6 separate regions of the Mus musculus genome follow, and regions 1, 3, 4, 5 and 6 are each linked to region 2. A link is a loop called in an ENCODE intact Hi-C map of the cell type or tissue named here. Cell type or tissue: left cerebral cortex. All regions are shown on one strand.

Region 1 (4,000 bases), 150 kb before region 2:
GAAACACTTAAGTAATGTTCAATTTTCCTAGCTGTCAGGGAAATGAGATATCAAAACTGCTTTGAGATTCTATCTTACATCTGTCAGAATGGTCATGATCAATAACACAAGTGCTAACTCCTGCTAGCAAGAATGTGGAGCAAGGGGATCATTCATCCATTGGTGATGGAAATACAAACTTTTATAGCTACTGTAGAAATCAGTGTGGTGGTTCCTTAGAAAAATAATAATTGATCTACCTCAATACCACTCTTGCTCCTATTCCTAGTGGACACTTCATCCTTCTTGAAGGACACTTGTTCAATCATGTTCATTGCTGCTCCATTCATAATAGACAGATGTTGGAAACGACCTAGATATCCCTCACCTGACAAATGGATAAATAAAATATGCTATATTTATACAATGAACTATTACTCAGTTAAGAAAATGAAATCATGAAATTTGCAGACTAACGGAACTAGAATATAAATCATTGTGAGTGTGGTAACCCAGACACAGAAAGATAAATATGGTATCTATTTGCTTATGAATGTACAGTTATGTATGTTAGCTATTAAATAAATGATAACAAGCTACAATCCATAGTCCCAGGGAGGTCAAGTATAGAGAGAAGGGGAAATGCAATCAGAATATATTGTGTGAGAAAATAATCTATTTTAAATAAAAAAGAGGTACAGGAGTAACAAGCCTGCTAACCTCGGGGCAGCATATCACCTACAAAGTTCCCATGAGAGAAACCAATCATCTTGTAATATGAGAAAATAGTGTCTTTAAAAAGCCCACAAGTCTCAATGTTTTTCATAACTCTGTGGCTTTGGGAATTCATCAGTGCTTTAGCCGGTGACTAACAGGAAAATGTGCTAAGCAATACATGAAATACATGAGCAGGGACCAGGTAGACAGCTCTTACACAATGACTTTCCTCTTATTTTCTGAAGAAATTAAAGCAAACATAATATTCCTCAAGGCATAAATACTTGTTGAGAATACCTGGGATAACATAAAAATTCATAAAACAAAGCTTTAAAAAAGGCATTTTTACAGGCTTGAGGGTAAGAGGGAGACTGTCAGGTTTACTACCTCTTGAGACTCCCAGGAAAATTCTCTCTCTTCTCTTCTAGCCCCTGTTTGCTGCTAATAATTAGCTCTGTTTTGTTTTGTTCTTCATACAATATATCTGGAAACATGTCTTCTGTGAGGTATAAACTCTCCCACCATATCACGGTCTTCCATAAATATTAAGATGTTCTATAGATACATTGTTCCACTAGTCTCTGCTTATACAGACCTTTATCTTGTTTATTGTCTAATGATATCTTTCTGGACCTGACCTATCAGCAGACGGTAAAGACATTTATTTAACCTAATGTCAAAGAAAAATCTTAGGAATTTCCTTTTGGAGGCATCATCTCATCACCATTAAGCAAGACAGAAAATGAGGTTGTGTTGTTGAGAAAAAAGGATACAGCTAAGCAAGCTTCCTGAGCACTGGTTGTCAAGTACCAAGGAAAAGAATAGTTTCTCCCATCATTTACACATAAATGTGGAACATTCACACATTTAGCTCTTGAAATTTAGTGTCACTTGCAGGGGAGAAAAAAAAAGATGGTGATGTGATCAAAGTAGGACACATATGTGAAACAAAATGGGGTGAAACTCCCTTACTTAGCAGATGGTTCAAAATGAAATTGCAAAGTGATACGCTGTGACATTTGGGTTTTAAAAAGAAAAAATAAGCAATAAAAGCTACAATCTAATTCATTACTAGTTGCCTTGAAATGTTCCTTTACACAAAATACAGTAAGAGGCGTAAATATCTGCTAAGTCACATTCATAGAGTCAATATAAAGGGTTTGATATTTTCCAAAGTAGTGATTGAAAGTCTGCAATATCAGCTGTTCATTGTCCTTCTATAAAATCATTTGTAAAATTTTTCACAAAAACTTCCTCAGGGATCCACCCCATAATCAGCTTCCAAACGCTGACACCATTGCATACACTAGCAAGATTTTATCGAAAGGACCCAGATGTAGCTGTCTCTTGTGAGACTATGCCTGCGCCTAGCAAACACAGAAGTGGATGCTCACAGTCAGCTATTGGATGGATCACAGGGCTCCCAATGGAAGAGCTAGAGAAAGTACCTAAGGAGCTAAAGGGATCTGCAACCCTATAGGTGGAACAACATTATGAACTAACCAGTACCCTGGAGCTCTTGACTCTAGCTGCATATGTATCAAAAGATGGCCTAGTCAGCCATCACTGGAAAGAGAGGCCCATTGGACATGCAAACTGTATATGCCCCAGTACAGGGGAATGCCAGGGCCAAAAAAATGGGAATGGGTGGGTAGGGAAGTGGGGGGGGGGGTATGGGGGACTTTTGGGATAGCATTGGAAATGTAATTGAGGAAAATATGTAATAAAAAATATTTTAAAAAAAGATGTTTGAAAAGATATTCAAGTAGTTCTAATAATGAAATGAAATAGTATGGCTCTGAACCCACATTCCCTTTAGCCAGTTAGAAAACACTGAAGAAGGAAAACAAACAGAAACATCTTTCCTTCTTTTCATACAGCATCTCCAATCAACCAGTCAATCAATTAATCAATCAATCAATTAATTCTACTATTATCTGTACCTCTGGTGAGTAATCTCCAACCCTAACAATTCTTTTAGTGTTCAAACTAGCAGCTGTACAAAAGCTAGCCTAGTCTCAGTATATCAGCAAGGAAATATTATAGTCATGTTACATTTTACATTATACGACATACCATAAGAAACTATGGTTATAATTATTTATGCTACTATCATATGCAATGCTTAAAAATAACATGATTTATATTATAATCAAATATATTATAATTATAAATCTCATTTTTTTCTAATAAAATAAAACCTTAGAGCACAGAGAAGTACTTATTTAAAGCTATATTGAGATTCTATCTTACCCAGTCAGAATGTCTATTATCAAGACAAAACAAGTACAACAAACATTTGTCACAGTGTGGATTGTGTACATATACTACCAGTTGGTAGAATGTGATCCCATCCAGCAATTATGGAAACCAAAGAAACTAAAATAAGATCTATCCTAGGTCTGACCCTTCTGGATATGTCCTTGTATCACAAGTCAACACATCATAGAGACACTGGCACAAAGGTATTTACCGCAGCACTGTTCACAGTAGCTGAATATTGACTCTACCTAGGTGTTGCTCAACGTAGAGATGGGTAAAGAAAGATGTGGTATGTCAACATGTTGAACTATTTTCAGACATAAATACCAATTATTATTATTATTATTATTATTGAATTATTTCAATGCAGGAATAAATTTAAATGTTCGAAAGCAACCTGTTTGGGCAGGAAGTCTAGAATAAATGCACAGCACATCTATAGGGTGGGAGGGAAGCAACATGGCAGGGGGCTGGGAATAATACCTCTACATGAGTTTAGTCAGCCTCAAAGACAAATAGTGTGTGTTTCCTCTCCTCCATAAGATTATGAAGGCATATATAACAAAAGTGGAGAAGTAATAATTATCTATTAGAAAATGGCCAAAGAGGAGATTAAAAGGAAAGTAGCAGAGTATGGGGCAAGTTGCTTGGTACCATTATGTACTTGCATGAAAATGTTCTTATGTAACATGATACCATGTACAGTGAATATAATCAATGAGAACTAAATGAATAAAAGACCACCTTGTCATGAGTAAAATATTTAACAGAATATGAAGCATATAGAACATGGAACATACGTAGAACACTCACCTAGTGTGAATGCATCTGTGTACACATGCATAAGTACAGGTGACATCTACCATGTTGGAAGAACAAGAGAAGGCAATGATAGGTGACAGAGTAGAATGAACAGTAGATCCATTTCACACCTGAGTCATGAAAAGGGATAAAATGTCAATGATCTTCCGAGTTTTAACTCAGTCACAAATATCTTTTATTGGGGGACAGTTTGTGATAGATAAGAGTATCAACGTATAAT
Region 2 (4,000 bases):
GGGGGGAGGGTCTGGGGGACTTTTGGGATAGCATTTGAAATGTAAATGAAGAAAATACCTAATTAAAAAATAAATTAAAAAACAGAAAATAAATAAATGAGTAAATAAATAAATTCTTGTACATTCCAATGTGCTATTATCAATATGGCCCTTACCATCTTGTGCTTAAGGACATAATTCTGTAGAAACCTGAGTGTTGATTAGTGAAATAATGAAAAATGACAAACCAGTAAATTAAAAAACTCTTTTTTAAAATTATTTTTATTCTTTCCTCATATATTACATACTGACAGCAGTTTCCCCTCTCTCCCTTCCCCACATCCTCTGTCCCATTTCCCCTTTACCCAAGATCCACTCCCTCTACCTCCTCCCCTCAGAGAAGAGCAGGGCTTCACGGGACATCAACTGGACATGAAATAATAAACTATAGTAAGACCAGAAGCATATAATCATATCAAATGGCTAAGGATGCTGGGTAAAGCAACCCAGTAGAAGAAACAGTGTCCACAAGTAGGCAAGAGAGTCAGGGATGGCTCTGGCTCCCACCGTTAGAATTCCCTCAAGAACACCAAGCTACTCAACCATAGCATGTATGTAGAGGACCTGCATCAGATCCCTACAGATTCTTTAGTGATCTGTTCACACACATCTCGGATCTCGGTCAGTTGATTCTGTAGGCTGTATTCGAAGGTATCCCTGACATGTCTGGTTTCTGAGATCTTTCCTCCCCATCCTTCAAATGACTCCAGAGCTCAGCTCATGTTTAGCTGTGAGACTGCATCTCTACTATCAGTTGTTAGGATGAAGTCTCTGGTCTCTTTGAGGATGACTCTGGTAGGCTTCAGTCTCAGCACATTCTTCAGGCAAGAAAAATCTGTAGATCTATGGCTGGGTGACTAGGTTAGTGACTCAATCCCTCCATTTGAGGCCTTTCCTGGTTCAGACCCCATGTCTGTTCATTACTAGGAATCTTTTCTAGGGTTACTCTTGTAGACTCCATGGAGTTTCCATTGCACTAGGTTTCCACCATGCACCTAAAATGTCCCCAGATACCCCTAATTCCAATTGTTTCTCCAAAATTTTCTTGCTCCCTCTCCTCTCCATCTGATTTCTCTTGTTCCCAACCACACCTAACTGCAGTCCACCCGTGAAATCTATTCCATTTCTCCTTTCAGCGGAGATCCTTGTGTCTCCCTTTAACTCTTATTGTTGCTTAGCCTCCCTAGATGTGTGGAATGTAGCATGATTGTCTTTTACTTTACAGCTAATAACCACTTTTAAATAAGTACATAAACTCATTAACTGTTGAGAAATTATATATGTATATATCATATGCATATATAATTTATATATATATATATATATATATATATATATATATATATATATATATATAGAGAGAGAGAGAGAGAGAGAGAGAGAGAGAGAGATTTTAGAAAAAACTTAACAATTGCCAGGAACTAATCTAACACTAAAATTAAAAACTTGCAGGACACAGCATCATTCCCCATATGTTAAGTAGGCTTTTAAGAACTTAAATTTCTAAAATAATTCTGTGAAAGTCTTTAATGGGAGCTCAGAGGATGGAAAGAACATTCTGTAGTGTTCGACATTTGTTGCTGTTAACTGTCAAATTGAGGATGAGAGTGCTAGGTCTTTGGGCTGACAGCACTTCATTTTCCACATCTGTAGACCCCTTTAAGGTTACAACCAATGAAAAGTAGTACTGAAACAGAATACTCATTTTTCAAATGGATATGTCCAAAATTTGTTTTTAAAAAAATTCAAAATCAGGGACAAAGGAGATGACTCAGTGTGAAACTTTCTATGAGAGCATGATCTGAATTCAGATCGCAGAACTCACATAAAACTCAGCTGTGATGACACACATCTTTAAAATAAGGTTGAGAGGGTGGAAGCACACAGATCTTTGGAGTTCCATGTCCAGCTAGTCTTGCCAAGTCAATGAGATTCAGATTTAGTGAGAGAACCTGTCTCTAAATATAAGGTAGAGAGAAATTGAAGAGCAACATTTGACATCAACCTTAGACTTCCACACAGGTGCACTACATTCACATTGACCTGTGCTGAACCTGGTGTGGCCCTGGTGAAGACAGAGTGACATGATTCCTGCTTTTGGGACAGGGCCATGGTATGAGCCCCCATGAGTGTCAATGGCTGCTTTGGGTGTAAGGCTTATTTGTGTAATAATGTACATATTTTCTGGGACCTGTACTAGCAGTGGAGAACTCTTTCCTTCATGGAATGCCCTCCCTGTTAATGTTAATGACTCCATGATAATTAGAAACAATACAAGTCCAGGAGTTGAGGGTGTGGCTGTGTTTCTGCAAAATGGTAAACACTAGGACCTTCAAGACAGCCCTTAAGGCTGTAGGAAAGAGCTCTAAATACATGACTTTGAAACTATATGATTTATCAATCATGTAAAAAATAAGAATGCAATAGGAGTTATATGAGGGGTTTCACAAATCTAAAGGGAAAAAAGCAGCTATGCTGTGATCCAACTTGTTATAAAATCACTAAGGAAGAAGATAAAGAGGTTTAGTGAGTAGTGATTGCAGGAGATCCCACCCAGCTAAGTATTTTTGTTTGTGCTTGCAAAGGCAAGGCAGATAGATTCATGAGTTCAGGATCAGCCTTGGCCAGAGCAAAGTTAGGCCCTGTTTTGTTGGAAATAATAATTTAATGGCAGGGTTCCACCCAACTAGCTTACTGTTTGTGCTTAACAGAGGCAAACCGATCTCTGAATTCTTTTGCAATGTTAAGAAAAAAAATGTATGCTTGCTGTCTCCTAAAAATTAAAGAGCTGGGGTCATGGAATGCTGATTCATAAGATAAAAGAAAAATCTGGAGTAAATGACTGGATCAATATGTAAAATAAAACACTGGACCTATGTTCTGCAGGAGATACGCTATCCAGAGAATTCTTTTTTAGGATAAAAGGAGAACTGTTTGGAGCACACTCATGCACATGCTCACACACACACACACACACACACACACAAGCAAGTAAGCAGGACATGGACAGGGAGATCTCCTAGAATAGCAAGCAAGCAGAATAGAGAGAGAAGCATACTGGGAAAGCTGTATTAAGCAGAATACATGTCATCAGCTTGAATCCACAATTTGGATCTAGTTGTTCTTTTTGCTGCTCCCCGACACTCCTTCTCTCAGAACCCCTTTCCAAGCCAACAATGGTCCTTGACATACCTGCACACACACACACACACACACACACACAAAATAAAAGTAAATCAAAAGCACACATCCAAAAATTTCTAAAAATCCAAAACAGTCCAATGAGAACGTATTTGAGAAAACTAAATTGTTTCTCACAGAATGCTTCCAATGACATATTTTTAACTGTTGGGAAATTGTGGTAACATTTTAAACCCTTAAATACCTCTATTTAAATAAGCTTTAATCCTCACTGTTTTCTTATCTGTTATAGATTTTTAAATTATTTTCTGTAAAGATGCAATGTTGCCAAAAAACTGGTTTTTATTTTCATGTTTATTAACAACTTTTTAAAATAGAAAAAGGAATGCCACCATAATATAGGAAAAGACAGTACCCCTTTCTGTTATTTCAGTTTTGTTTTTCAAATTCCATCTCTTAGATGATTTGATATTAAAATTTTAACAACAGCATTATTATATCTATTCCACAAGAGGCTCTTCAGCACACTGGTTCTGAAAAGGTAAGAATAAAACAGAGCCGATGATTTAGCTCAGGAAATTAATCTAGTAAGCTAGTCATTGTAAGTGTGATAGAAATTTACACTTTTGCTCTTTTAACTAACTTCTATGACAGTAAAAAGATTTTCTTCCCAAAAGGTGAGAGGTGAATAGATAATTTCACCAAAACTCTGAAAAAAAGTGAACAATAACTACATGACTTATGATTACTTAAAGACAGATATACTGGTGATTTCCACCTCTGAGGGTGTGAACAAAGTGACAATTTATGTTCTTCACAG
Region 3 (4,000 bases), 250 kb after region 2:
ATTGATAGAAATCAAATGGTGCTATAAATAAATATGGTGAAATTTTTTAAGGTTTAGAGCATGAAATAAAGTAATGAACGTGAAAAAATAACATTGAGAAAACTTCTGTGGGTATGTATACAAATACATGTATGAATACATATGCTCACTCAAACGTGATATCTACTTTTATTACATCCATTTATGAAGCAAAACCATGTATCAGAAGAGACAACATTAAATTTTGAAAGGAAGAATTGTTATAGTTCACAGTTGCTGGTAATAACTCAATCACTTAAAAAAGTATATCTTACATCTGTTGCCTTCCCCCAAATAAATAAATACAGGCATCAAGGGGAAAATTCAAGATTATATAGACACGAGAGATGGAGAGATGATAGTTAAGCAGTTAAGAGTATGTACTGCTCCAGAGGACTCAAGCTTGGTTTCCAGAACCCACACTGGGCAACTAACAACCACTCCAGCTGCAGAAGATCTGAGGCATCAGGCCTCCACAGGCACCTAGAGAGAGAGAGAGACAGACAGACAGACAGACAGACAGACAGAGTCAGAGACAGAGACTAGAAACTATATTCATAGGAAATGCATATATTTCATAAAGTACCAGCTTACCTCTCTGAGACAAGAATTTCTGCCACAGATATATTCTCAGGGGAACTGAGCATGTTTGATAGTAACTAAACATGTACAGGACTTGTAGGAGTTCAACCATTGAAAGAATCTCTTCTCCACATCAATAGTTACCACTCATATAATCTTAAGGAAATCCTGACTCTTGTAAGTTTCAGGAACTTCCTAAAACTTCTCAGATTTGTTTACTTCCTGAGACTTACTAGACTAGTCAATGTTGAGGGAGGGGATACAAGGGAGGGGCTTTAAACTTTCTTTACTGAATGAGATGAAGAGAGACTTCCTCTAAGAGGAAATGTTTAAATTCAGAGGAAATAGTTGCACAACACAAACACTTCACAGAGAACATAAATCACAGAGAGTTTATTAGGTAGTTAATGAAGACAATTGAAGAAAAAAGCTGCAAAGGATTTACAGTGTAGGGGCCTTTCATCATCCTTAGAAACGTTCTCAGTCTTGATACTCTGTGATTACTACAAATCACTTTGGATACAGATCTTTACTACTTTACTGATTTATTCCAAGAGAAGCCCTCTCCCCCTACTATCAAACACACTATGTACCATGTCTAGTGAGTATTAAAACTCCAGTAGTTTCCTCTTGTCATTGTTGTTCCCTCATAGTGATCAGGCCAGTTCCTGCTGGGGCTGGAAGTCACCAGATTGCATTTAGAAAGAAACTAAAAATTAATTATTCTATAGACTACCAGACAGACACCATTCTGGTTGAGGGGACTAAGATAACATCTCCATCTGAGGATGCATCCTGCTAGGCGGCCTGGTAGTCACGTCCTGGTTTCTTCTGCTCAAAAAGCTCTCTGTGCATGTGGTCTTAATGACTAGCACGTAAGCTTGACTTGAACCACCCTTCTTTACTTCAAGGCACAGGTGGTTAGGTATCCCTATAGAAAGATGCCCCCGTGCAATCTCATTCATTATGGCACACAAATAAGAGGGGGGGGGGGATAGAAAAAAAAAACCTGTTATTGAAGTTCAAGGATGTTCCTCGTCCTTTGGTAGCAGGGAAAAGGTTGCAGTTCCTTCCACAAAGCAGTACCTTGTCAAGATATTCCTAACAGAAAGAGCAGCACTTCCATTTTTGGGCAACCAGCCATCATAACGAGGCCAGCTGGCTCATGGTCAGCATCAACCCAACAGGAGCGAACTGGAAATAGAAGCCAACAGCGCCACCATGTGGAAAAGCTGGAAACTTTGAAGGCTTCTGCAGTTTTTCCACAAAACCGGAAGAAATTCAGAGCCTTGAAGGGAATTCCTAGATCTAGTGTCTGGGTTCCCTTTTCAGAATTAATCCATCAAAAGGTACTATAAAAAGGGCCCTCTAACTAATACAGCCTACAGCAAGTACACAGGGGCCTGAAGAAAATACCACCAGTATATGGCAGGTAGCTGATCGTTACCTGGGAGACAGGGGAGCTTCAGGAGGCAAGATAATGCCTGAACTCGGACTACAAACTTTTTCCCTCATCTAAGATAAAGTTATTGCAAACTACAGGATGGAAACCACAAGCCGTGATATTCCCTCATGAAGTCCTTCCTACCATAGAACCCTCACTACTGCCCAAGGGACATCCTTGACTATAAAGCACAGAAGATTCTCCCATTTAGGACAGGGATTACAACACAGGAGAAAGAACGATGAACTGAGACTTGGTGACCTTTATCCTACTTCGGACTTGACCACTAATGGCGATACTTTCCATTACCCGACTTGCCTGCTTCAAGCATCAGTTTCCTCACCTCTGGGGGTAGGGGTTTTAAGTTCTACTAAACTAAGGTGGACTCTCTGGAAATGACCCTTCAGCATCTATCTGTAGTTTGACATGAGGCTCTGGGCGTTTGTCACTATGACACATCACCCAACAGCCTAGGAGAAGATTTCAATCATCCAAGATCTAGAGAACCTTCATTTCAACAAGACCCCCGAGGGGATTAGAATACACACTAAGGTCTGAGAAGCATCTCTTTAGATCATCAGTCAGATGTAAAGACCATAAATGCAGAACATATCTAAGGCCTGATCTACTACCAGCATTATGGCTTCCTGGTACATCTGCATATCAATGGCACTTAGCGTCCATACTGGAGAATTAGGTAATTTCATTAAGGAGGGTCTTAGTTTTATTAATATTTTTGACTGAAAATATGTATTTACCTAAAGGTTTTGTTCTGTTTTTAATACAGTTCTGAATGACTTGTGGGTCATAAAAAATGAGTTAATTTCTTACTGTATTTAAAAACAAGGTTAAATCTTACAGTGTCTTCAACAACTGGTATCTACAATTTAGCAGTAGGAGTTCCTTATAAGAGAGAATAAATTAATATGTTTAGTACTATGATGACTTTGTGGAAGGGTTTTCAAACTCGAGTTTTAAAGCTTCTGTTTGGTCTTTGACTTCTGCGTCTATTATTATGTTCCCAGAAGCAAGGTTGATTAGGTAAAAAAATATCATTTATCATACTTTAAGCAAGAATTCTAATTCTCAAAGGGTCTCTGACCAATTTTATATCTTATGTACTTTGTGTCTTTGGCCCTCCAAACTGCCAGTGAACCCTGAATACAGGAACCCAATGCTCTATGTATTCTTACCACAGCCTGCATCAGCTATGCCAACATCAAAAAGCAATTAATTTTTTCCTCTTGTCCAATTTCTGTTGATTTAAGGAACAAGGCATTTTTGTAAGTTCTGTTGATATTGAGATGATGCCCTTCCATGCGTTGAGGCCCTGGTGGCTTAGGTTCTTTTTTAAAAAAATTTTGAAGTGTGTTGGAACCTGGGCTATTTCTCAAGATGAAGGCCATGAAACAATTTTAAAAGTAGCATCACTCTGCATGAATTATTGGCTCAGACTCCAGAGAGGATGCTGGCAGGCTGATTTACAATAAAATGAGTTCTGTTCTTTTCTTCCTGGCTCATTTTTAAGCATCTGCTGAGAAGATTGCAGTTCCTCCCATGTAGTAAACACAGCCCCAACATTAAAAGGAAACTAGAATATGCCTACTGGTTTAAACTCGTACTTGACTTTAAAATGTCCTCTCTCTTTACCTGCGTGGCAGTTTGAATAAAAATGTCCCCCATAGGCTCATATAGTTGAATGCTTAGTCATCAGGGTGTGGGCTTGCTGGACGAAGTGTGTCACTGGGGACAGGATTTGTGTTTTCAAAAAGCCTATGCCAAGCTCAGAGTCACTCTCTTCATGCTGCCTGTGGATCCAGCTGCAGAACTCTCAGCTACTATGTCTGAGAGCCACCATCATCCCTGCTGTGAGGATCTGAACTGGTAAGCCAGCCCCAATTAAATGCTTTCCTTTATAAGAGATGCCAGTGGCCATGGTGTCTCTCCACGGCAATA
Region 4 (4,000 bases), 240 kb before region 2:
TATGCTTCAATAAGTGAACCAAGGATATTCAAATATCAAATGAAGAAAATGAAAAATTATTTTCTATAATATTGAAATCCTTATTTCAGCTGAGAATTAATTTCTCCCATACTAGTCACATTCTACCTTCCTGTCTTCCTTGGGGCAGAAAAATAGATCATCAGCACTCTGGAAACGGTAGATGGTAGGTAGCTCCTACATACAACTGTTCATTGGAGAAACACTTGCTATGAGTATGCTCCCAAGATGCAGGGTCAATAAACTGTGTATTGAGAAGGCAATGCATTGTTTCCTTCCCCGATAGATTATGGGAATATTGCAGTGGCCCCAGAGTCTTATCACTAGATAACAGTGAGAAAAGCTGGAAGGCACTCATTCCTCCATGTGGAGCACTCACAGATACTCATAGCACATTCAGAGAACTTAATCAAGGAGGATAGATATGAATGTGATGAGGTCATGTTCACTGCAACTGATATTAAACAACCCTACTCCCAGTCAGAGCCAAAATGTTATCTCAATGAAGGACTGTCACCTCCTTCAGCCTGATACATGCGACTTTAAACAGGATGCTGTAGGGTATGATAAAAGAAAAGTCAACGTCTGAAGGTGTGTACAGTCTCCGAAATGGATGCCACCATTATAAATGTGGAAAATAGATATAAACAAAATTAATATTTAAGGTCATTAATGAAGATGATAGCATGAAAATGGATTGGTAATGAAAACAGAGACAGGTAAATAAAAAGACAACAAAAACATAGAAAGAACAAGGAATAAATTTTCAGACATCTAAAACAAACCCTAAATTTAAATAAGGATAAAGTATTTTTTCACAAATATAATAAAACAACGAAAGCTTATAAAACAGTTATAATATCCTGCTGTGTGTGTGCATGTGCATGTATGTACATATGTGTGTAAAATTATAATACCAAAAGGGAAATGTCAAAATACTGCAGACAAAAGAAATATTCAAGATGATGAATGCATATTTTAAATAAACTTATAGCTCAAACAAACAAGATATTTATTTTATTGTTTTTAACCTATGTAAATATTCTAGAGAGGCTACAATTGTTTCATGTGGTCATAGATTGAGAGAAGGAAAATGAATGGCAATCCTAGCCTATGTATCAAGAAGTAGGGCAGAGGTAATCTGATAGGAGAAACCTGTGCTCACATGAAGTGGTGTGCAATTACTTAAGTGTGCATTTCTATTTGTCTAGGATGTACATTAGAAGGCTATTTAAAACAATAATTTTAAATAAGTGTAATCGACATATTCACAAAGGGAATAAAATGACTATAATAAATACTTAATCAATCCTGAAGAAAGTAAATAAACAAGGAAAGAATCAACATATAATAGAAAAAATATGAACATGATAGACCTTGATGGGCTGATTGTGAATCATCTAAATGTACATAATTCAGACATATTGAAAAAATGAAGAGAAAACACAATCACGTGTCTATATTTAAGATTGTTAAGATTTTTTGTTGTTGTTTCAAGACTTTGTAAAAAAAATTTTTCATAAGAGTGGCACACATGCTTAAAACAAAACATGGTATAATATCTACATTTCCTCCTTTGATAACTCTATTTATTTTGCTGTGATGTTGTTAAATATTTAAATCACTATGATTGTTATTCTGTTGTATAATCAGTTTCTTTAAAAATTGTAATTGCCCTGACCATCCTTAATAACACCCCTTCAAAATAATTATTTATCTAAAATTAGCACCGTTTCACTGATTGTTATTAATATTAGCATTGTATATTATTCAATATTGCTTCGCTTTTAAATTACCAGTCTCTATATGAAGTGTGTCCAAAAGACTGAGTTGAAACAATAACTGTGTAGACACAGTTACAATTGGATATTTATGTATCAGTTCTTGATAGCTTATAATTAAACGAATATAAATAATTAAATGAATCAAACAATTAGTAAGAGTAGGATTGATAAAAACAGCACTATCAAACAACTTAAGCCATTTGACAATCAGAGAGTGTTCTGTGTAGGATTGTCCCCGAACAACATTCAAATGCTGTCTAGTGTTCCTAAGCACAAGAATGATGTGATGTGCACTGAAGAAAAACTACATGTGTTAGACAAGCTTTGTTCAGGTATGAGATATACTGCTGCTGACTGGGAGTTAGATGCTGATGAATCAATCATATGGTACAAAGGCAAAAGAATCAGCTACATCACCCTGAGACAGGAGACTTAAACCTTTCCACTAGGGCTGACTTACACTCTTTAAAGGCAATGGTGTGTGAAAAATAAACTTGCAAGTGACAGAGGTTCAAAAGCTGCAGGTGATTTTTTTTAATAACACCCATTTGGTAATAGACGAGAAAGGGGTATGTGGAAGAGAAAGATCTGTTTTGTAACAATGTCAACAACTGAATCTTAAATGCAATTAGCATTTTGGTTAACTCTCCTGGCTAGAACCAAATTGTGTGTTTCCTCACAAAGTAATAGCTCAAAATTCATGCATGCTGTGTCCATGGTGACTTTATTATAAACTCAAACTCCTATAAAAAAAATGAGTATTCACTCTTTATTTTAGCTGTGGTTCATCTGTTCTACTTCTTGACAATAAGACAATCTTCTGTCTTTTAATCACAACTTGATTTTTCCAAAGATTAAATCTGTAGAAATATTTTAATTAGAGTACTTTGAACATCTAAGAGACAGCATTGTTATATTTTGTGAAAATATATTAAATGGTTGCTTAATCCAACAAGACTATGCCCTTTGCATTGAAATAAAATATTTCTAGTGTTGCCTTGACAACATAGCACATTTTCCTAGTTTTGCATTCAGTAGAGTATCACAGACATTTACTCTTACTCAAGTAGCCTCTATTACATTGTGTGAGTGCTGCACTGTCCTCTGCCAGTACAACTAATTACAAAGCAAAGGTGACAGAAGTCTCTAGGGTTGTGAATAGGAACACACAATCTGGCTTAGCATAGCTAGTCACACACACAAAAGACGGACACTCAATTTTCCAGATCACTCTCACAATCGTCTGTCCTTGCACTCTGCCTCTGCTGAGGCTTTGAAGACTTTGTGCCTTCTAGCAAGTGGACCCACTATTATTGATTCTATTACCTAGCTATTTTATATCCCATGTTCAGACTTTATAATGGTTATGATTTATGCACCTCATTCTAAATGTACCTAAAGTATGTTCTATCTTACAGAAAAAAAAATGGCCTTTTCTTCAATAGACATCTCATAAATATAAGATTTGGGGTTTTTATTAACAGAACCAGAGCTTCCAGAGTGTACAAAGATTTAAGATACTGTGATAGGAATAAAACGCTATGTATAGAGGGAAAAAGTCATTTTAATTCATAGGCCACCTTCTGATTTAGAAAATGCCCAGGAAACTTGTGAACATAAGAAATAGACTTGTCTGAGACTACATCACTCCCTGATAGCATTTCCCTAAAAATAATCCAGTTATGAGAGCTGACTTTCTGCTACTTAAGCAGTGTAGCTACTTGTAAAGTCACCTGTGTCTAGGTTAGTCCCTAAGTAGAAAATCCATCATCTCCAGGAATATTGACCTTAGTATAAGTAGGAAATGAGCATACTGTCACATGAGGAAATGATCACTAATGTTATTATTTTTATCCATAATTATTTTCTAGCAAAATCGATTTTGCTAGAAAAAAATAAAGAGCTCACTGCCATATTGTAATAGTGATTTAAGTCTGAAAACCTCACCTATTCCCATTCTAGCTCCCTAATAATTGACACAAAGACCTATCAAGTTTATTAACAAGGTTTAATCACCATGTGTGTAAATATTCATCTCTTCTAAACATCTTAGCTATCTATTTTCCAGCTACATGATATTTTACCTTCAGTCTGAGTTTCTTTCTGTCTCGAGCTTGTCCATATGTGTCCTATTGGAGAATCCCTTGGCCATCTGCTCATCACATCTCCTCCTGGCTCTGCCTCATGGTCTCTCTCCT
Region 5 (4,000 bases), 250 kb before region 2:
CAGTTTTGTGATTTGTCACAATAGAAATTGTGTGTGTGTGTGTGTGTGTGTGTGTGTGTGTGTGTGTGTGTTGTGATATTCACATCACTATAATGAACCTTTCAAATAATAAAACAACCAGGGTTTAGAGCTCACAGTTTGGGGTATATCAGTTCACAGACAGGTGATCCCTAATGTTTTGATCTCTGGTGGGTATCCTCCTAGTAAAAGTGAGGAATATATGACAAAGTGATACTCTGCCCATTATCAGGAAATAAATGAGAACCAGAAAAGGAAGAACACGGTCATTCAGTCCACTTTGGAATGTATAGTGACTGGATAACCAAAACTGTCCAAAAGGTGTCTCTGCTACAATCATTAACAAAAACATCACTCCAGAGTAAAGCTTTTTAAAACATATACTTTTGGGATACACTCAATATCTGAACACTATGATACAGCAGGTAAAGTTTTATCCTCGTTTTCAACTTCTTTGAAATGATTAAGCTAAAGGATGCCTTTTGTACTGGCTAGTTTCGTGTCAACTTGACACAGCTGGAGTTATCACAAAGAAAGGAGCTTCAGTTGAGGAAATGCCTCCATGAGATCCAACTGTAAGGCATTTTCTCAATTAGTGATCAAGGGGGAAAGGCCCCTTGTGGGTGGGACCATCTCTGGGCTGGTAGTCTTGGTTCTATAAGAAAGCAAGCTGAGAAATCCAGGGGAAGCAAGCCAGTAAGGAACATCCCTCCATGGCCTCTGCATCAGCTCCTGCTTCCTGACCTGCTTGAGTTCAGGTCCTGACTTCCTTGGTGATGAACAGCAGTAAGGAAGTGTAAGCTGAATAAACCCTTTCCTCCCCAACTTGCTTCTTGGTCATGATATTTGTGCAGGAATAGAAACCCTGACTAAGACACCTTTCTATAATCATTTGATGTTCAAGACCTTTTTAAAATGTGATCTTAATTTTAAGTAGGCATCTACTGTTCTGTCTTCATTTCTCTTCTTGTGGTAAATAGATTTATCAACTGACACATCTAAAGTCATCTGGGAAAAAGGAACCACCTCAGCTGAGGAACTGGCTCTATAATGTTGGCTCTTGGCTGTCTCTAGGAAATTTTCTTTATTTCAATGATTGATGTGAGAGGGTCCAGCCCATTGTGGTTGGTATCATCTCTGGGCAGGTGGCCCTGGCTTGTGAACCTAAGCAGGCAGAGCAACCCATGGAGAACAAGTAAAAGAAGCAAGCTCAGCTCTTGCTTCTAGGTCTCTGACTTTCTTGAGGTCCTGCTTGGCTTCTCTTAGTGATGTACAGACATACAAGAAAAATAATTCTCTTCCTTCCCAGGTTGCTGTTTTCATTGTGCTGATCATAGCAATAAACAATGAACAAATAAATCTAGAGTCATTCTCTTACATCAGATCCTGTGCTGTGGTCAGAGTCTGCAATGACAAGGTATTTATTTATTTTTAGCAGCATCTCACGGTACCCACTTGTGTAGGTCCACATCATCTTGACACAGCTTCCAACTCAGTCCGCCCCCATTTCTCTGCTGCACATTCTGCACCACTTGATTTTGGGATATTTTGTGTATTCTCCCATATGTTCAGCTGTATTTCTGGGACACTTGCAAATGAGCTGATACATGTAAATGCTGTAGGCCTTTGAGTTTATACATAATGCAGTGTTGTCAAGTATAAAAGAAGCAGCTAAATACAACTTTTGCAAAAATATTAAATACGCTTATCAACGGGCAAGTGTTAAACTCTATTAAACTTGGACATTTTTTTTAGGAAAGTTTAGTCATTGTCCAAGACTCACTAAAAATGGCTAGCTCCTGGTGACTGTGGTACTGAAATGAAACTGTCATGAGAATAGAATAACATACAAATGCTTCAAGATGGCATGTGCCATCTTCTCCTTCATATCTGAAAGGGCAACAAAATCAGATGTGATTAAAGTAGTCAATACTCACCTATATGGTAGAATGAAAATTCAGACACTGTCAAAGGGATGGGTCTAGTAAGTTCTTACTATGACTAAGATAATCTAATGGAAACAACTTTGGGAAAGTCGTTGCTATTAACTTGCAATAGCTATTTTGAGCTATTGTATTTGTATTTGTTTTTTCTAATTCCTTAGAGATGAAATTTTTTCCTATTTTCTCTTTTCTGCTTCAAGTATACTATGGCTAGAACTATATCACTTGAAATACTTATTTTCATACTGTGGCTTCTCATTCTTTTCAAGTTAAAACAAACAAACAACAAAACAAAACAAAACAAAACAAAAAATACAAAAACAATGAAAATGTTTCCTTAGATAGCCTTCTCAATTTATCCTGTGCAACAGTAGTTCATCAAGAATAGATTAAATTTTGATGTCACTTATTTCTCAATTTCTTCCAATACACAGAATTCTCCAGAAGATATTTCTTGGGTTTTATTTATTTATTTAAATATTTTCTATATTAACATTTCAAATGTTTTCCCATTTCCAGGTCTCCCCTTCAGAAACACCCTATCCCACCCCCTCTCTGCCTCTATGAGGGTGCTCCCCCAATCAATCTCCCACTCCTGTCTACCCATCCTGGCATTCCCCTACACTGAGGTATCAAATACCCTCAGGCCAAAGGGCTGTTCCTCCCACTGACATCCAACAAGGCCATCTTCTGCCACCTATGCGGCCAAAGCCATGGGTCCCTCCATGTGTACTGTTTGGTTGGTGGTCCAGTTCCTGGGGGCTCTGGGATGGGGGATTTGACAACTTGAAACTATTGCTCCCCCAATGGGGCTGCAAAACCCCTCAGCTCCTTCAGTTCCTTCTCCAACTCCTCCATCAGGGACCCCTGTGCTCAGTCCAAAGTTTGGCTGCAAGCATCTGCCTCTGTATTTGTCAGGCTCTGGCAGAGCCTCTTAGGAGACAGCCATATCAGGCTCCTGTCAGCAAGCATTTATCAGCATCGAAAATAGCATTCTGGTTTGGTTAGATCCTCAGGTGGGACAGTCTCTGGATGGCCTTTCCTTCAGTCTCTGCTCCAAAATTTGTCTCCATATTTCCTTCTGTGAGTATTTTGTTCCTCCTTCTAAGAAGCACTGAAGCATCCAAACTTTGGTCTTCCTTCTTCTTGGGCTTCATATGGCCTGTAAATCTTGGATATTCTGAACTTATGGGCTAATTATATCCACTTATCAGTGAGTGCATATTGTGTGTGTTCTTCTGTGACTCAATTACATCAATCAGGATGATATTTTCAAGTTCCATCCATTTGCCTGGCAATTTCATGAAGTTATTGTTTTTATTTATTTTTTTAAAACAGGGTTTCTCTGTGTAGCCCTGACTGTCCTGGAACTCACTCTGTAGACCAGGCTGGCCTCCAACTCAGAAATCCGCCTGCCTCTGCCTTCCAAGTGCTGGGATTAAAGGCGTGCGCCACCACGCCCGGCCAAGTTATTGTTTTTAATAGCTAAGTAATATTCCATAGTGTAAATGTACCACATATTTTGTATCTATTCCTCTGTTGAGGGACATCTGGGTTGTTTCCAGTTTCTGGCTATTATAAATATGGTTGCTATGAACATAGTGGAGCATGTGTCCTTGTTATATGTTAGAGCATCTTCTGGGTATGTGACCAGGAATAGTAGAGCTGGGTCCTTAGGTAGAAAGTACTATATTCAATTTTCAGAAGAACAGCCAGACTGATTTCCAGAGTGGTTGTACCAGCTTGAAATTCCACCAGCAATGGAGGAGTGTTCCTCCTTCTCCACATCCTCATCACCATCTGCTGTCACCTGAGTTTTTGATCTTAGACTTTCTGACCAGTGTGAGGTGGAATCTCAGGGTTGTTTTAATTTGCATTTCCCTGATGACTAAAGATGTTGAACATTTCTTTAAGTGTTTCTCAGCCATTCAATATTCCTCAGTTGAGAATTCTCTGGTTAGCTCTGTATCCCATTTTTAAATAGGGTTATTTGGTTCTCTGGAGACTAGCTCCTTGAGTTCTTTGAATATATTGGTTAT
Region 6 (4,000 bases), 550 kb after region 2:
AGAAGGGTATTTCCATCTTTTATAAATATCAAAAAATAGTTGAGAGGTTGGGCACAGTCCTTTTGGTTCATGGTAGGCAAGCCCAAACCTGGCTACTCTCACTCTATAACAGATGAGAAAACTCGGGACTCTCTGAGGTCACTCCGGCAGCATATCAGGTTTAACATAAAGGCTGTTATGAGTTATGCTTCTATTGCTGTGATACACAATGAATGGCACTCAGGGAGATCAAGCCAAAAGCAACTTGAGGAGAGAGTGGTTTATTTCGACTTATAGTTGTAGTCCATTATGAAGATAAGTCATGACAGGAACTCAACCTAGAGGCAGGAACTGAAGCAGAGTCTATAAAGGAGTGCTGCTTACTGGCTTGCTCTGCATGGCTTACTTGCTTTGCCTTCTTATACATTCCAGGACCGTCTGCTATGGGCTAGGCCCTTCCATATCAATTAACAATCAAGAAACTGCCCTACAGACTTACCTACAGACAATTTAGTGGATGCATTATCTCAATTGAGGTCCCTCATCCCAGATAACTCTGGCTTATGTCAAGTTGACAAAAAGCTGACCAAGACAACTACTAATTAAAAAAGTATTAGAATCTAGAACTTGAGTATTGTGGCTCCTGGTCCAAGAGTTCAGGAATAGACTTTAAGTTCAATGATAGCTTCAAAGCACGTGGCATGGGACACCTTAAAAACCAAAATGGTTATCTGAATATTTCATGATGTAACTAGGGGATCCAACATCTTTGACCCACTTCCAAGTTTTCAAGATATTTGTGTGATGTGGCCACCGTGACAAATTCTCCTTAATAGCCAGAAATCCTTTCCTGTTTTAGAAAATAAAGAAAATTATTATCAAAGAAAAGTACCCAAGATGTGTCAGCAAGAAGACTGAATTAGAACAAGGTTTCTAAGGCCTGTACTTGTCTGGTGTTGTTTCCTTGCTTCCAGTAGATGGAAATGATCAGAAATCAAAGATCATTGACTCTGCAAACATTCTCAAATTTCTTTTTTCTATAGTTACTTAAAGTTTCTCAAGATTTTACAAAATTATAAAAATACAATTTTTAAAGTTCAAATCTTGGGTACTGTTGAGATTCTTGGTCAACTTGACTTTTGATTCACTGTGGGTTAGCAGCTAAAGAGCAGACTCTGACATGCAAGCTCATGGATTTGCTGAACTGCTAGCCAGAGCTTTACCTTTGTACATCTGCCATGAGACCAATTAAGGAAGCTTGAGAATTCCCATCGATAGTGGTAAGTTTTTCCCATGAAACAAAAAGAGCTTTAAATTTTACATTTGCTTATTTAATGATTGCTGGGCAGGATCTGCTTCAGGATGCAGATAGAACCTGAGGTCTTCTCTAAAGGTGTTTCACTCTTCTTGAGCCTACAGGCACGTGCAACTTGTTCTTCTCAGAAAGAAGGACAGCAGTAATGGGAGAAGCAGCTCACAATATCTTCTAAGGCCTCTCCTCAGGACCTCCTTATTGGCATAAGACCAATGGGGTGGGGAGGATATTTCATACCTTCTAGTGAGGGTTTTTACAGAGTCATGTGATAAAGCACACAGCCACGTAAAGAAACATATATATTAATATACTAATAATATAAATTAATCATATTAGTATATTAATATATATGGCTGAGAAAATGGAAACTACTATCTGTTCACAGTTTGCTATGCAAAACAAGTTCTTAACATCTTTGTGCTGATAATGTGTGTATGTATGTATATATTATGCATATATATATGTATGTATACATGTATGTATGCATATATGTATCACATTGAAGGAGGTTATATTCCTAATGTTCTGAGATCATAGAAATCTGATTTGATTCCTGCCAGTCTTTGTGAGTTTTTGCATGTCATAGTAATGAGAGCAAGTGTTTTCCCCAGCAGAACTGCCTAGAGGCTGAGTGTCATACGAACTATGATTAGTTCCTGGAATCCTAGGGAAAACTGTTAGGTTCAAATAATGGTGAATCCTGGCAGAAGTCATTTAGTGGAACACCTAGCAAAGTTTAAGATCCACATGAAAACAAGATTGCTTTTAAATTCTCAATGCTTGCAAACTGCTCGGCCATATACTCCTGAACAAAGATGATGCTCACTGCTGGGTGTGCTACGCCCATTGTCATCAACTCATCTGCTCAAAACAAATCAGACACAGCCCCACGCAGTGAGAAAACAGCTTCTCATTTCACATACACGTGTAAGAGGATATAAACGAATATAAAAACGTGGAACAAAGAAAGGAGGCTCTTTGGCTTTTTTAAAGCAGAAGTTCAAATGGTCCAACTCAGTGTGCCTTTTAAAATCTCCCACTAAAAGGGAAACACTAAATTGGGTCAATGTCACCTTCTGCTACTTTTTAAAAAAAATGACTAAAAAACTTAAAATTGAAAATTGCTTTTTCATTTCTGAATAATGGAGTATGGTGTCTCAGTACTTTGTCCCATTTTAAATGTCGATGCTGAAGATGACTTTCTCTCTTTCCATTTCCATCAAACCTATTAATAGCTACAAAAAAAAACATTCTTTCTTCTATTTTCTGCAATTCAAGCCCATTTGTCCTATATCAACTCTGTCTCCATGAAGGGAGATCCTGCCAAGCAAGCACCATTGAGGAGTCATGTTGCCATGTAAAGTGTCTGGCATTTGTTCCCTGAAAATAGTTCTCAGAACTGCAGCCTCCTCCTCTCCTAACTGCTGCTGCAGCTTCCCATTTCCAAACATTGGAGCTGCCACTCTCCCTGAAGCTCAGAGCTAATCAAGTCACTCTGCTAGGAAAGTTGCAGTTCAAGGGATTCTTCTCTCCTGCCCTTCAATGCCTGCACGTACTCCACACTACCCAGATGAGAAAGGCGAGAGAAGGAGGTGACTATTTATCTTCTTCTAGTAATCGAATCAGTTCGAATGATGCTCTTAGGATGCAGTTGCTATCCAGTAAAGCACAAAAATCTAATAGCCTGATTTGGGGTAGCATGGCTGAGCCCCTAGAATGTTTCTCAAGTCTAGCTGCATCCTCCACATTCTCTTCTCTCTGCCCTTTCAGTACATAATGCTCTCCCAGCTCTTGAGTCATACTGCCAGATAAGCCTATATCCATTTTTAATTGTGTGTGTGTGTGTTGTGTTTGTGTGCAGGTCTTTGCATTCATCTGCAGAGCAAAGTGAGCATCTTCTTTGGTTGCTTTTCAGTTCTGTTGTTTCGTTTTGTTTTGTTTTGTTTTGTTTTGTGTTGTGTTGTTTTGTTTTGTGACAATCTTTCACTGAAACCATGGCTCACTAACTGGACAAGATTGGCTGCCTAGCAAGCCACCAGGAGTCAACTGCAGTTGACTGACCTAGACAATGAGGTTGTATGAGGTTGTATGTGCAGCTTTTACATAGATGCTTAGGATCTGATCTCGGGTCCTTAAGTTTTCACAGCAAGCACTTTGCCCACTGGGTCATCTTTCCAGCCCATCGTTCTTGTTTGATGTCTCATTGTCTGTGAGAATCCTACCTGGTCCAGGAACCTTTATGATCCTTTATATTGAGCACATACTGCCCTGGTTCAACATCTTTGAGCACCCTCACAGTGACTGCTCATCCTGACTTCCTTGTCTCTGGAGAGGCAGTATAACTCTCTCAGTCTAAATGAGATGAAATCTTGAAATTCTGTATGACCAATATTTGTCCTTGATTCCATAATCAAAATGAGATCTGCCTTGCCTGTCTCATCTACAGTGAGATGCAGTACATTTCCATATCCTTCATGACCTTGTGAACTGCTCAAATAAACAATGAATGAGCCTCTTTGCCTCCTCTACTCCTCATTTTATCCCATACTTGCAGAGCCCTAAGAGTCACTTGCATCTCTAAGACCCTGTTCATTTCTTCTACTAAGTCATTGATGTACTCTGTGATTCATGCTAACCAGACTGCTTACTGTTCCTCTGTATTCCCTGAGCATTTGTCTCCTAAAACTTCAGTGTCCATGCCCTACA

Evidence for each region. Hi-C counts contacts between places; a loop is a spot of excess contacts. Peaks named below come from ENCODE experiments on the same cell type or tissue, not always from the same donor. Only the 100,000 strongest peaks of a DNase experiment are listed, where the experiment ranks them.
Region 1: it touches region 2 in a loop (2.0-fold over the local background); 2 of 42 quality-filtered maps call a loop at or near these places.
Region 3: a loop joins it to region 2, with 2.3 times the contacts of the local background. A loop is called at or near these places in 2 of 42 quality-filtered maps.
Region 4: it touches region 2 in a loop (4-fold over the local background); 2 of 42 quality-filtered maps call a loop at or near these places.
Region 5: a loop joins it to region 2, with 5 times the contacts of the local background. A loop is called at or near these places in 2 of 42 quality-filtered maps.
Region 6: it touches region 2 in a loop (5-fold over the local background); 2 of 42 quality-filtered maps call a loop at or near these places.

What each region holds. Positions count from the first base shown.
Region 1 is chr4:39,291,048-39,295,047 of GRCm38, forward strand. No RefSeq gene overlaps it. Among named protein-coding and RNA genes, the nearest start is that of Gm23607, 2.4 kb to the right of the region's middle. In left cerebral cortex, no CTCF peak of the experiment used is centred here; DNase peaks (open chromatin) are centred at 1,583 and 2,002; H3K27ac peaks cover 672 bases.
Region 2 is chr4:39,442,890-39,446,889 of GRCm38, forward strand. No RefSeq gene overlaps it. Among named protein-coding and RNA genes, the nearest start is that of 1700009N14Rik, 5.4 kb to the right of the region's middle. In left cerebral cortex, no CTCF peak of the experiment used is centred here; DNase peaks (open chromatin) are centred at 1,603 and 1,918; H3K27ac peaks cover 332 bases.
Region 3 is chr4:39,695,975-39,699,974 of GRCm38, forward strand. No RefSeq gene overlaps it. Among named protein-coding and RNA genes, the nearest start is that of Gm42272, 14 kb to the right of the region's middle. In left cerebral cortex, a CTCF peak has its summit at 1,835 (motif pointing left); DNase peaks (open chromatin) are centred at 1,436, 1,773 and 3,585; H3K27ac peaks cover 631 bases.
Region 4 is chr4:39,206,840-39,210,839 of GRCm38, forward strand. No RefSeq gene overlaps it. Among named protein-coding and RNA genes, the nearest start is that of Gm25581, 51 kb to the right of the region's middle. In left cerebral cortex, no CTCF peak of the experiment used is centred here; DNase peaks (open chromatin) are centred at 2,265, 3,072, 3,401 and 3,978; H3K27ac peaks cover 1,046 bases.
Region 5 is chr4:39,197,802-39,201,801 of GRCm38, forward strand. No RefSeq gene overlaps it. Among named protein-coding and RNA genes, the nearest start is that of Gm25581, 60 kb to the right of the region's middle. In left cerebral cortex, no CTCF peak of the experiment used is centred here; DNase peaks (open chromatin) are centred at 1,546 and 3,449; H3K27ac peaks cover 1,386 bases.
Region 6 is chr4:39,989,371-39,993,370 of GRCm38, forward strand. No RefSeq gene overlaps it. Among named protein-coding and RNA genes, the nearest start is that of Gm26087, 9.8 kb to the left of the region's middle. In left cerebral cortex, no CTCF peak of the experiment used is centred here; DNase peaks (open chromatin) are centred at 2,198 and 2,671; H3K27ac peaks cover 1,690 bases.